Regions from separate parts of the Mus musculus genome. Here region 1 is linked to region 2. The links are chromatin loops, found by intact Hi-C in ENCODE. Cell type or tissue: gastrocnemius. All regions are shown on one strand. Links, peaks and the distances in the headings refer to the core of each region. The heading gives the core; the rest is flanking DNA. Region 1 overlaps Cemip (cell migration inducing protein, hyaluronan binding). Region 2 overlaps Cemip (cell migration inducing protein, hyaluronan binding).

Region 1 (5,383 bases), core at 185-5,184, 120 kb before region 2:
TTGACTGAAAAGAACTAGATGAGTTTGAAAGCCTGGAGTTGGTGTCAGGGAGATAGCTAAAACCATGAGGTAGTGAGTTTGCTAAAGGTATTTATTAACCATCCACTCCACACCAGACAGGGAGGGCACAAAACCAAGCGATTACCTCTTCCATCTTGCAACCCTGAGGCAGTGGTGGAAGCGAGTGGGGTGCAGTCATATAGACAAATGAGAATAATATATTCTTATAAAAGGCACACAGAGGGCAGAAAAGGGAGAAGCGTTCCTTTATTCTTGAGGAAGCTATTTAAACATTAAAAGATCTAATTAGAATTTGTCTGCTGATCACAGATGGGCCCTCTGGGGAAAGAGAGATCAAATAACCTGGTGAATTAAGGGTCCCCATGAGCAGAAGGGACACAGTGGGTTGGAGATTTGTTTGTGACTGTAAAAGAACACTAACAAGTCTGCAGTGCTAAAGTGTTTCCAGATGTTGGTTGGTTGGTTGGTTGGTTTGTTGGTTGGTTGGTTTTTTGAGACAGGGTTTCTCTGTGTAACAGCCCTGCCTGTCATGGAATTGGCTTTGTAGACCAGGCTAGCCTGGAACTCCCAGAGATCTGCCTGCATCTGCCTATTGAATGCTGGGATTAAAGGTGTGCACTACCACACCCAGCTGTTTCCAGGTTTTAAGCCACTGTTTAGAAAGAAAATGCCCGGTTATTTATGTATTTCTTCATTCATTAATGAAGCCATTCACTTCTCTACATAACTTGTCTATTTGCTCGTTACACTAACATTTAGGGATGTCCTCTGGGTACTGTACTGAATCAGTCCAATTTACGTTTTTGAAGGAAGAAGGCATAACTGGGAGCAAGGTGACTGGGAAAGCATATGATCAATTTTCTTAAAATAATATGAATGTTGCATATGTATCTGTGTTTAACAGGTTTCTATATATAATATATAATATATAATATATAATATATAAGATATAAGATATAAGATATAAGATATAAGATATAAGATATAAGATATAAGATATAAGATATAAGATATAAGATATAAGATATAAAAGATATAAGATATAAGATATAAGATATAAGATATAATATATAATATATATATAAATACCACCTGATAACTACATTTATGTACTGTTTAGGATCGATTGCCATGATAAAACACCATGACCAAAAGCACCTTGGGGAGGGAAGGGTTTGTTTCAGTTTATAACTCCAAGTCAGTCCATCCCTGAGGGAAGTCAGGGCAGGAACTTGAGGCAGGAATTCGAGGTAGAAACTGAAGCAGAGGCCAGGCATGAATGCTGCTCACTGCCTTGCTCCCCAGGGCTTGCTCAGACTACTTTCTTACCCAACTTAGAACCACATGCTCAGAGATGGGACCACTCCATGTTGTCTTGGCTCTCCCACATTAATTTTTAATCAGGAAAATGCCCTATAGTCCTGTCTATAAGAAATCTGGTGGAGGCATTTTCTCAATTGAGCTGCCTTCTCCCACATATGTTTAGGTTTGTGTCAAGTTGACAAACTAACCAGCACAATTTATTAATTGGAAATCACATAAAACACAACTCTAGCATTGTCACCTAAAACCCATGATAGGAGTCTGGATGAATAATTTTTTGGTATTATTAGGTGTCTTTATAATGAATAAATGTAGCCGGGCGTGATGGGACATGCCTTTAATCCCAGCTCTTGGGAGGCAGAGACAGGCGGATTTCTGAGTTCGAGGCCAGCCTGGTCTACAAAGTGAGTTCCAGGAGAGCCAGGGCTATACAGAGAAATCCTGTCTCAAACCCCCCCTCCCCAAAAAAACCCCACAAAAACCAAAAATCAAAACACAAAAAACAAAAAAACAAAATGAATAAATGTAACTTTAACTTGCACACATGTGGTTTTGGGTTGTCTCAATTTTAAAAATAATCAGTTTTATTGCTCTTTAAAGGGTATCAAATTCCTTGCTAAATCTTTTTTTATTATTATTAAGAAATTAAAGAATGTTATGTAGTGTTACCCTCAATTTTGATAGCTTTGCACAGGAAAGATTCCTAAACATGGAATGCAATGGGCCAAAGTGCTTGACTACTTCTGATTCTTCTTTCAAGGCATCTCCAAAGATTTAGTAAAATCTACACCATCACTGCTTATAACAATGCCAGGCTCACCAACAATCAATATTCCTAAAGCTAAAAATTAATTTTAGTGTGTGAAAATCACAGCTACATTTATTTATTGTTTGCAAACTCATAGTTGTATTTATTTACCACTGGTAAGGTTGAAAATAATTTTCAAGTCCTCTCATCTTATATGTTTACTTATGAGCTGCTCATTTTTTCTCATAATGTCCACAATGCCTGTGAATTTGTAAAGTTCTCTCTTCATTTTTCACCTAAAAAATAAAATATGGTATGTGAAGTATTTTCATGTAGCCCAGTCTATCAGGTAGTTGCATCTTGATCTCTGTACCAAGGAAAATTCTAGAGCTACCTGATGATCCATGAGTTGATTTTTTAAGCTCTTTGACCTGTCTGGAATTCCTTTCAGCTCCTGGTGCAAGGAGATACGCTAACTCCATTATCCCTTCAATTACTAACCTGTTAGCCCAGCACAATTGTATCGAACAATCTTTCCTTTATCCATTGATTTGTGCTGCCAGGAAGAGTATATTTGATCCAGTTACCAGCACAGATAACTGGAATGCGATAAAGCTAGCTCAGTAGGAATTCAGGCAGACACTTGATCTGACCATCTGGGCCAACTTCAGTGATTGCCTCTGAGTGGGCCAAGCCTGGATATGTCTGGGAGTGAGGGCTGGGGCCAGCCTGCAGTGACTCTGCTCTGAGGGTTAGCCAAGTGAGGATTAGGCTGTGGCGTGCTGGGGCGCTGGCTGCCTAGTGTCAGAGTCATGGAGTCCTTCTGCAGAGTTGGCCCGAGAGCTGTTCCCTAGGTGTCTCATCAACCTTCATCCACGGCCACACACAGTCCTTTCACTTTGTCTCAGGCTTCAGAAGCCTCACTACTTTGCATCAATGACTGTCTCTTAGGAGACAGGGCTTTATGTTGGATTTAATTCACAGATGGTAGAAGAGGCAGCTGGAATCACCACTGTTCTCTGAATGCCTCTGCTCTTTCCAGCCACATGAGATGTGGTATGTGGTATAGAGAGACATTGTCTCAAAAAACCACTGCGCCTCTCCAAAATCAATCAATCAGTCAGTCCTGGGAAACAGGCTTTCATTTCATCTCGCTTTGGAACATCTTTCTCATTTTCCCATCTTGTTGGGCCTTCATCCTCATTCTGTCATGGGAATGTTCTTGAGGGGTCTGCACTAACCATAGTTTTTTTTTTTTTTAATCAGAGCCAGAGAGGAAACTTGCATGATAGTTGACATCCCCACCATGGCCTCTCATGTTTGAACTATTTCACTCCTTAGCATGAGGCAAATGCATTGACTTTGCCTCTTTTGATACTGTTAATTATCTGTGATAAATTGAGGCTATTCAGTCAGAGGTCTGGGGATCAACAGGGAAGCATCTCATGACTGGGTAGCTTCCTTCTCTCCAGAGTCTGGCTCAAGTATGTCCCCCTTTCAATTTATATTTTAGTGACGCCCTTTGGAGCATATTTTCTCTTCCCCATTCCTCCATGCTATATATGTTCCGTTTTCTCTAACCAGCCACTCAACAACCCATTTTTTTCTTCCTGGTCTTCTCTGGGCATCATCCTCTCCTCTGCAAGGCCTTCTCAACATTTCTTCTCAATACATGCTATTGCTGTGTAACAAAGCATGCCCCAGGCCAGTGGTTTAAACAACCATATGTCTTCAGCCTGTGGACCAGCTAGCTGGATTAACTGCTATAGACAGGGCTTTTGGTTCCTGATGAATTCTTAGGTCTACATTTAGTTGGCAGACGGCTGGAAGCTGGTTGGTCTGGAACATCTACATGTCTGGCCTTAGAGTCAGCTGTCTACTGAGGGGAAGAGGGTTGATTGGACCACATGTCTCTCGTTACCATTATATCAGCCTAGAGTTGTCCCAATGGTTATTGATATAGTTCTGTGAGGAAGAAGCAGCTTGCATTGTCTCTCTGAGGCACCTCCCAACTTAATGATACATTTCTTCTTTCCTTTCATTTGGTTTAAATTAGAACTGCCCCACCCCCCATAGACTCAGGCATCTGAACACTTGGTCTCCAGTGGTCGCTCTGTTTGGGGAGATTTAGGAAGAGTAGCCCTGATAAAGGAAGTATGTCCCTAGAGGAGGGCTTCGAGAGGTTAAAGCCTAGCCTTTGCCTTTGTCCTTTACTCCACATTTGTGTTGGAGACATGGAACTCTCAGGGTCTCTTTTCCAGCTGCCATGCCAGCTGCTAGCTGTCATGCTTCCCCACTGTGATGAACTGTGTCCCCCTGGAACTGTAAACCAAGATAAACCCTTTTTATCCACAAGTTGCTTTTTATCATGGTGGTTTATCATGGCAACGAAAAGTGACTGATACAGTTTCTTCCTTCTTTTCCCTTCTGGCTGAAGCAAGGCCAGCTCCTAGAAAGAAGAGATGTAGAATCTGCCTCCTGTTGGGAAAAGCTAAAGAACATGGGTCTGAGGAGAGGCAGGAAGGTAGGAGGAAGGGAGACATTGTGAGGTCAACCCGTCACACTCACTTTCATACATCGTGACATTGGGCATAGTGGCATGTCACATGGCGCAGTTTATCTGCCCAAGCCCCAGTTCTGTCAAGGAGCCTTGTGTTTATTTCTCATGACATCTAACTGTCAGCTCATCTCCTTGGGATATGTGGGACAAATGTGGTAGCAAGGCAGGATGGGAGTAGGGGAGGGTGCATGCCCAGAATCTCAGCTGCAGATCCTAAAATCTACTTTAACCTGTCAGTGGCTGCAGGGCAAAGCCAGAGAACCAAGAAAACCCAGCAGTCCATTGACCATCCCCAGTGCCCTGCCTCTGACTCCAGCCAGGCACACCAACCTCCCGGAAGGTGACTCCTTTCCTACCCACTGCATCAGCATATGGCCCCTAGGGGCCTGCCCACACATCAGATGTTGACAGGGGCACAGCTCCAGCCCCAGCTTGCATGGATGGTCTCATCACTTTTAAAATAATGACCATGGGGCGTGGGCTAGCTAGAACAGTGACATCACTTCCCAGTGATTCTGGGTCAGTTCTCAGTGCTCTCCTCTGAATCTTTAAATGAAGGAAATAAATCTTTCTGGTTTGGTACATGTTCTGGGAGCTTCTTCAGATGTCCACATGCGCATCCTTAGATGGGATCAAGATGGCTTCAGATTTCAAGTCAGAGGTTCTGTGTTTTAGGTTCTGGAACTGATTTGTGTGGGAGCTGGCACTGTTACTGGTAACATAGTTTCCCT
Region 2 (5,383 bases), core at 232-5,231:
GTAGGTTTGCAATGATGGGAACTGCCCTTTGTGTGAGTGAGTGAGTATGTGTGTGGCTTGAGTGATATCTGTGAAAAGAAAGAAGTTAATGCGTGACTTCTATTTGTTGACTTTGAATTTTTCTGCTCTCTATCAACCTGCAGTAATAGTTGAGACACAATGAGGATGAAATCTGGAATGAGGAAAGATGTCAAAACACACTTGTAGACTAGATTCCAAAGAGCACACAACCATTAGATGTTCAGGGAAACATGGTGTCCAGAAAATGGATTCTGAGTCCACTTAGCAACTCACATGAAGTCTTTCAATTCTGATTATAGCAAAGAGGCAATCAGGATGAGCAGAAGTAATCAAACCTGCAGCCTTGTCTCACACAGATTGGACTCTTAAACCAGAGACAGATCATCTCAAGGTGGCCATGCATGCAAGAGGCTAGGCTTGTTCCACTGAGGCCCTAGAATTGGTTTAGTCTTCTTTTCATGAAAAGAACAGTTTTTGCTGCTATAATCAGGACAGAAACATACACACTGAAACTTTCCACCTGAGTGCACCTGGAGGCATACAGAGGCTTTCACCTGGTCTTCTTGACTTATCAAGAAGCCCTTTCTTCCATTTTAAGAGATATGGAAGACCCTTTTATTTATAAGTGATTCTGAGTCTTCATTTCTAGAATTTCTTTCTAGAAGGTTACTACCCTCCAGGGACAGGATATTCTGGTGACTTCCTGATAGGCTCAGACAGGTTTCTCGCAATGCTTCTGAGAGAAGAGACCTAGGAAGGACCTTGCAGTTTTTATTGAGGAAGGTTAGGATCTTAAACATATGGTTTATGTAGAACTAGCAAAAATGTGCTACCTGAACACTTTAACTGGAAAAATGCATGGATGGGCCCTATGAGAACCAAGATCCAAGGTGATGGTACCACTGCTTACTAATATAAAAATATTGAAACACAGGGAATTTGGGGGTGAGTAGAGACTTCTTGGGAGCCATATGCATTATCTGGGAGCCTGAATAGAAGAGTAGGGACAGCTGGGGACAGTCTCTCTTTGGGATCAGAGCCTTCATGTACTTTCTTTTTCATCTTCATTCCCTTGCTTCCCTAAGCTCCACAAGGAAGAGAAGGGAAGGGACCAAGCCAGAAGCAGAGACGTGGGTATAAAAGGACATGTTAGGCATAGAAAATGACCAGCTTAGATTTGTAACCAGCCCTGGGAAAGGCTACCAAGCAATCTGACCAGTCCCCCATGGGCCTTCCTTTCACATACCCTGCTCAAGAGTGTCAAGTAAGTGGAGGAGGTACCACTGAGCCCCTCCTCCCTGCTCTGTCACTGATTCCTCCCTGGTCCCTCCATGTCTCCCAGCTTCCACCTCTTCCCAATTCCTTCCTGTTACTTGCCAGTATCAGACCTTCTCAGGGGCCCTGTGTCAATCTGTGGTCTTGCTTTTCTAGCAAAAGCTGTCTTTGCCTCTGGCAATGTTTTAAAAGTTGTACTGTAATTCTTTTCAATCATTGCTTATTCTTTGTATTTCTGTTCCTATTTCCTAAACCCAGCACATTGCCTGTGGATAGGTTTACAGAGGAAACGCATCTGGATCTTAATCTGATTAAACTGTTATAGCAACTAAAACTAGGACGATAGTGACTAACAGTGCTCCCCTCCCTCAAGGGACGAAATACTGGCAGCCTCTAGAAGTATTTACAGTATTTTCCTAGTGACTGGACACATTGATGGGAAGAGTAGAGAAACTGCCTAAACAGATCCCTAAGCCAACAACTTGATAGACATCTATTTATCTACCAACTTACTAGTCATTCAGCCAACTAGCTGTCTATCATCCATTCATCTACTCATCCAGCCACCCTCCATCTATTCATCTACCATCCATCTACCTACAAACTCCCCATCTATTCATCCATTCATCCATCTGCCTATCAGCCAGCATCCGTCTACCCATCCATCCACCCCAATCCATGCACTCATGTATCCACCATCTATTCCTCTACCAAACATTATCCAGTCAATGTATCCCTACCATCCATCATCCATCTATACAGACATTTATCCATCATTGATACTGTGCCCATAAATGCCTTCCCAGTGAATTAATTAACTTAATGATTTTCAGTGGAAGGAGTTGCTGGAGGTGGGGGATCAGGAATAACTTCACCCAGAAAAATTTCTTGTCATTCACCTCCAAAGAAGCAAACAACATGGCACTCAGCTGACACCTGTCTTCCTTAACTCCACAGGAATTTTCCCATTAGAGGAATTCAGTTCTACGATGGCCCCATCAACATCCAGAACTGCACCTTCCGCAAGTTCGCGGCCCTCGAGGGCAGGCACACCAGTGCCTTGGCCTTCCGCCTAAACAATGCCTGGCAAAGCTGCCCTCACAACAATGTGACCAACATAGCCTTTGAGGATGTCCCGGTGAGTGTGGTGTCAGGACAGGCTCCTGGCACAGCCAGGCTTCAAGTGATGACTCACTTGTCCCCCACGGCTTGGAGATTGAGCTGTTGCCATCACCACAAGGGTGGAATAGCTTCCTCCAAGTAGGCTGGGCCACGTCCCAGTTTGCTCTCTGCCCAGACTGGAAGAGTACAAGTTCAGATCACAGCAAGAGGTCAAGTCTGGGTGAGTGCCCGCTGGCCTTCCATCTGTACCTCAGGAAGAACTCCTGGGTTCTGAATGATGAGCTGGATGATGGAACCAGGCTACCTGAGTTGGCACAGATCATCTCAAAATTCTAGCAGTACCCAAGGGAAGTCTTCTGAAGACATTGTTTGACTTCATCCTGAAAGTTGATGTAAACAGGACTTTCCTGGCTGCACATGGGGACAGCGTGGGGAGCTGAGGGTCAGGAGAGCAGTCCAAGGATGCCTGTGAGAACTGCTACTTCTCATTATCTACAGCAGACAACATATATAGCCTGTGGAGAGAAACACTGTGGTCTTCCAAACCTTTCCCTCCTCCCACTCCTCTCCTCCTTGCCCTCTTCCTCCTCAGTTCTTCCTCCTCCTTCCTGCTACTGCCTTTGCCTGTCTGCTCACTCACAGATTAAGGCCACTGTGACAATACAAAACTTAAGTTATGGAATTTCTTCTCTCAGACCCGAGAGCCTGTAGGAGGTCAGTGACAGAGATATCCAATGGCTTTCACCGTGAACCTGTCCTCCTTAAACCCACCACACATAAAAGCTCATCCACACATTCACACACAGGTACCCCCTATACACTTTCTCATACAAACACCCACACAACCTCCCCCTTCACCAGCCCATTCTACAGAACACTCAAATTCTTCCAATCCTAAGCCCCTCCTCTAGCAGATCAGCCTCTAAGGCCACCTACGACAGACAAACCAGTGAGCAGAGCCAGAATTGTGTGCTAGTTTTGGGGGTTAAGGCATGGTGACACTCTGACTGTTTTTTGGGCTCCATGAGATGGTCAGCCATGCGGTTTCCTCTAGTGCCCAAGGGCAGCCTCTGTCTGGCTGCTTCGTAATGTCAGCGGAAATTGGAAACTTTGCCCTGGCCTGATGACGGCTGCAGTTTCCGTTCACCTCCTGCCTCAGGCTTATTTTCCTGGGCTCTGTTCAGATTACTTCCAGAGTGTTCTTCGGAGAGCCCGGGCCCTGGTTCAACCAGCTGGACATGGACGGGGACAAGACATCTGTGTTCCATGATCTGGACGGCTCTGTGTCGGAGTACCCTGGCTCCTATCTCACTAAGGACGACAACTGGCTGGTCCGACACCCAGACTGCATCAATGTCCCAGACTGGAGAGGGGCCATCTGCAGTGGGCGCTATGCACAGGTGGGGATGCCACTCTAAACCACTCACTATCTCACTCTCTCACTCACGTGACAAGGACTCAGAGAGCCTTCCGTGTGTCCAGTTAGTTCTATGTTGGGCCAAGAATGATGCAAGCTGTTCCTTCCCTCCTTTTTCTGCCCTTCACTCCCAATCCACAGGATTTTCAGTCAACACACTGTACTGGGTCTATCATGTCCAGTCCTAGCACTTACTAGCTGCTGGTCTGCAGCGTCACCCCTGGAGTCTCAGCATCCTCATGTGTAAACTTAAGCTAAAAGCCAAAGTTCTGTGATGATATTTTAGGAACGATTTTAGATAATACAAATAAAATCCTTCCTCCTGTCCTTTTTTAGGAAAAGAAATATAATGCTAGCCATAGCTTTCCTAGTAGTCATGTTAAAAGGTTAAAAGAGAGAGAGAAATTAATTCAATAGTATTTTACACATATTCAAAATATTATCCTTTCAACATGTAGTTAATATAAAAGTTATCAATCAATTTCTTTCTGTTCAGACTTCAAGCTTTCATATATATTTTATATTTCTAGTCCACTTCTTTCTTAATATTTATTTTATGTGTATGAGTGTTTTGCCTGCATATGTGTATATGCACTTCTTGCATGTAGGTGCCCACAGAGATTGGAAGAAGGTGTCAGTTCCCCTGGAACTGGAGTTATGGATGGTTGTAAACCACTATGTAGGTGCTGGGAACTGAACCCAGGTCCTCTGTAGGAGGAGCAAGTGCTCTTAACTACTGAGCCATCGCTGTATCCCACTAGCCCATTCCTTTGGAAATGTTAGTTCTCCTCAAAGTAACACAGGGGCCTACTAAAATAATCAAGTTCTGTTTTAATAAGAAGACTTTTTTTTCACTGCTTTTGTTTTGAAATTTATTGCACTTTGTGATTTAAATTCATTAAAACGGCATTTTTAAACTGGTTCCTAGGCCATATTGTCTTCATGTCCAGGAGTCATTGTGTACTTGTGACCCATGGCTAACACACAAAACAGTGCTATACAATGTCTGGAATGTAACAACCTGAAATAATGCCATGACCCTGTGACCATTACTGCCTTTACTTAGATGAATGAGTGGTGAAGGCGTGAATGAATTAATGAATTGAAAGAGGCCAGAGAAAACTGTCTGATTAAGAAAAAAGCACAATGCCAGGTGTGCCAGAAAAGGACGTATGTGAGTGAAGGTGTCTTCAAGACCATGGTGGGCATCCTCATCACCATAGCAGACGTCAGAAAGTGGAACTTTAAGAGAATAGCTAAATGGAGATTTGGTGAAGGAATAGAGGTAGAGAGAAAGTCAGTGCCATGCTGAGAGGACAGGGCTCCAGAAGCCAGGTGGGAACAGAGTGCAGGTTGGGAGAAGGGCTGGCTTTAACAAAAGGAGAGCAAGGACAGGAAGTTGAGGCAGTTTCTTTCTGAACTGGAGAGTGAGGTCATGGGCTGAGAATCCAGGAGTGGGCCTGCAGAGAGCGATGATGGCTGGAGGAGCCGCTGCAGAACATGGGAACTGTTGACAAGAGGCATGCAGACGGCCTGCCGAGCAGTGTT

What was found. A loop is a pair of places that touch in the nucleus more often than their neighbours do. Peaks named below come from ENCODE experiments on the same cell type or tissue, not always from the same donor. Only the 100,000 strongest peaks of a DNase experiment are listed, where the experiment ranks them.
Region 1: it touches region 2 in a loop (2.5-fold over the local background); 2 of 42 quality-filtered maps call a loop at or near these places.

Annotation. Positions count from the first base shown.
Region 1 is chr7:84,066,569-84,071,951 of GRCm38, reverse strand. All of the region lies in intron 1 of Cemip (cell migration inducing protein, hyaluronan binding), which reads left to right. Among named protein-coding and RNA genes, the nearest start is that of Cemip, 17 kb to the left of the region's middle. In gastrocnemius, for the core only: no CTCF peak of the experiment used is centred there; a DNase peak (open chromatin) is centred at 2,843; H3K4me3 peaks cover 310 bases.
Region 2 is chr7:83,949,838-83,955,220 of GRCm38, reverse strand. It overlaps Cemip (cell migration inducing protein, hyaluronan binding), which reads left to right. Exons shown (of 29, transcript NM_030728.4): 21 at 2,254-2,434; 22 at 3,603-3,818. Among named protein-coding and RNA genes, the nearest start is that of Gm30440, 18 kb to the left of the region's middle. In gastrocnemius, for the core only: no CTCF peak of the experiment used is centred there; a DNase peak (open chromatin) is centred at 2,536; H3K27ac peaks cover 2,073 bases.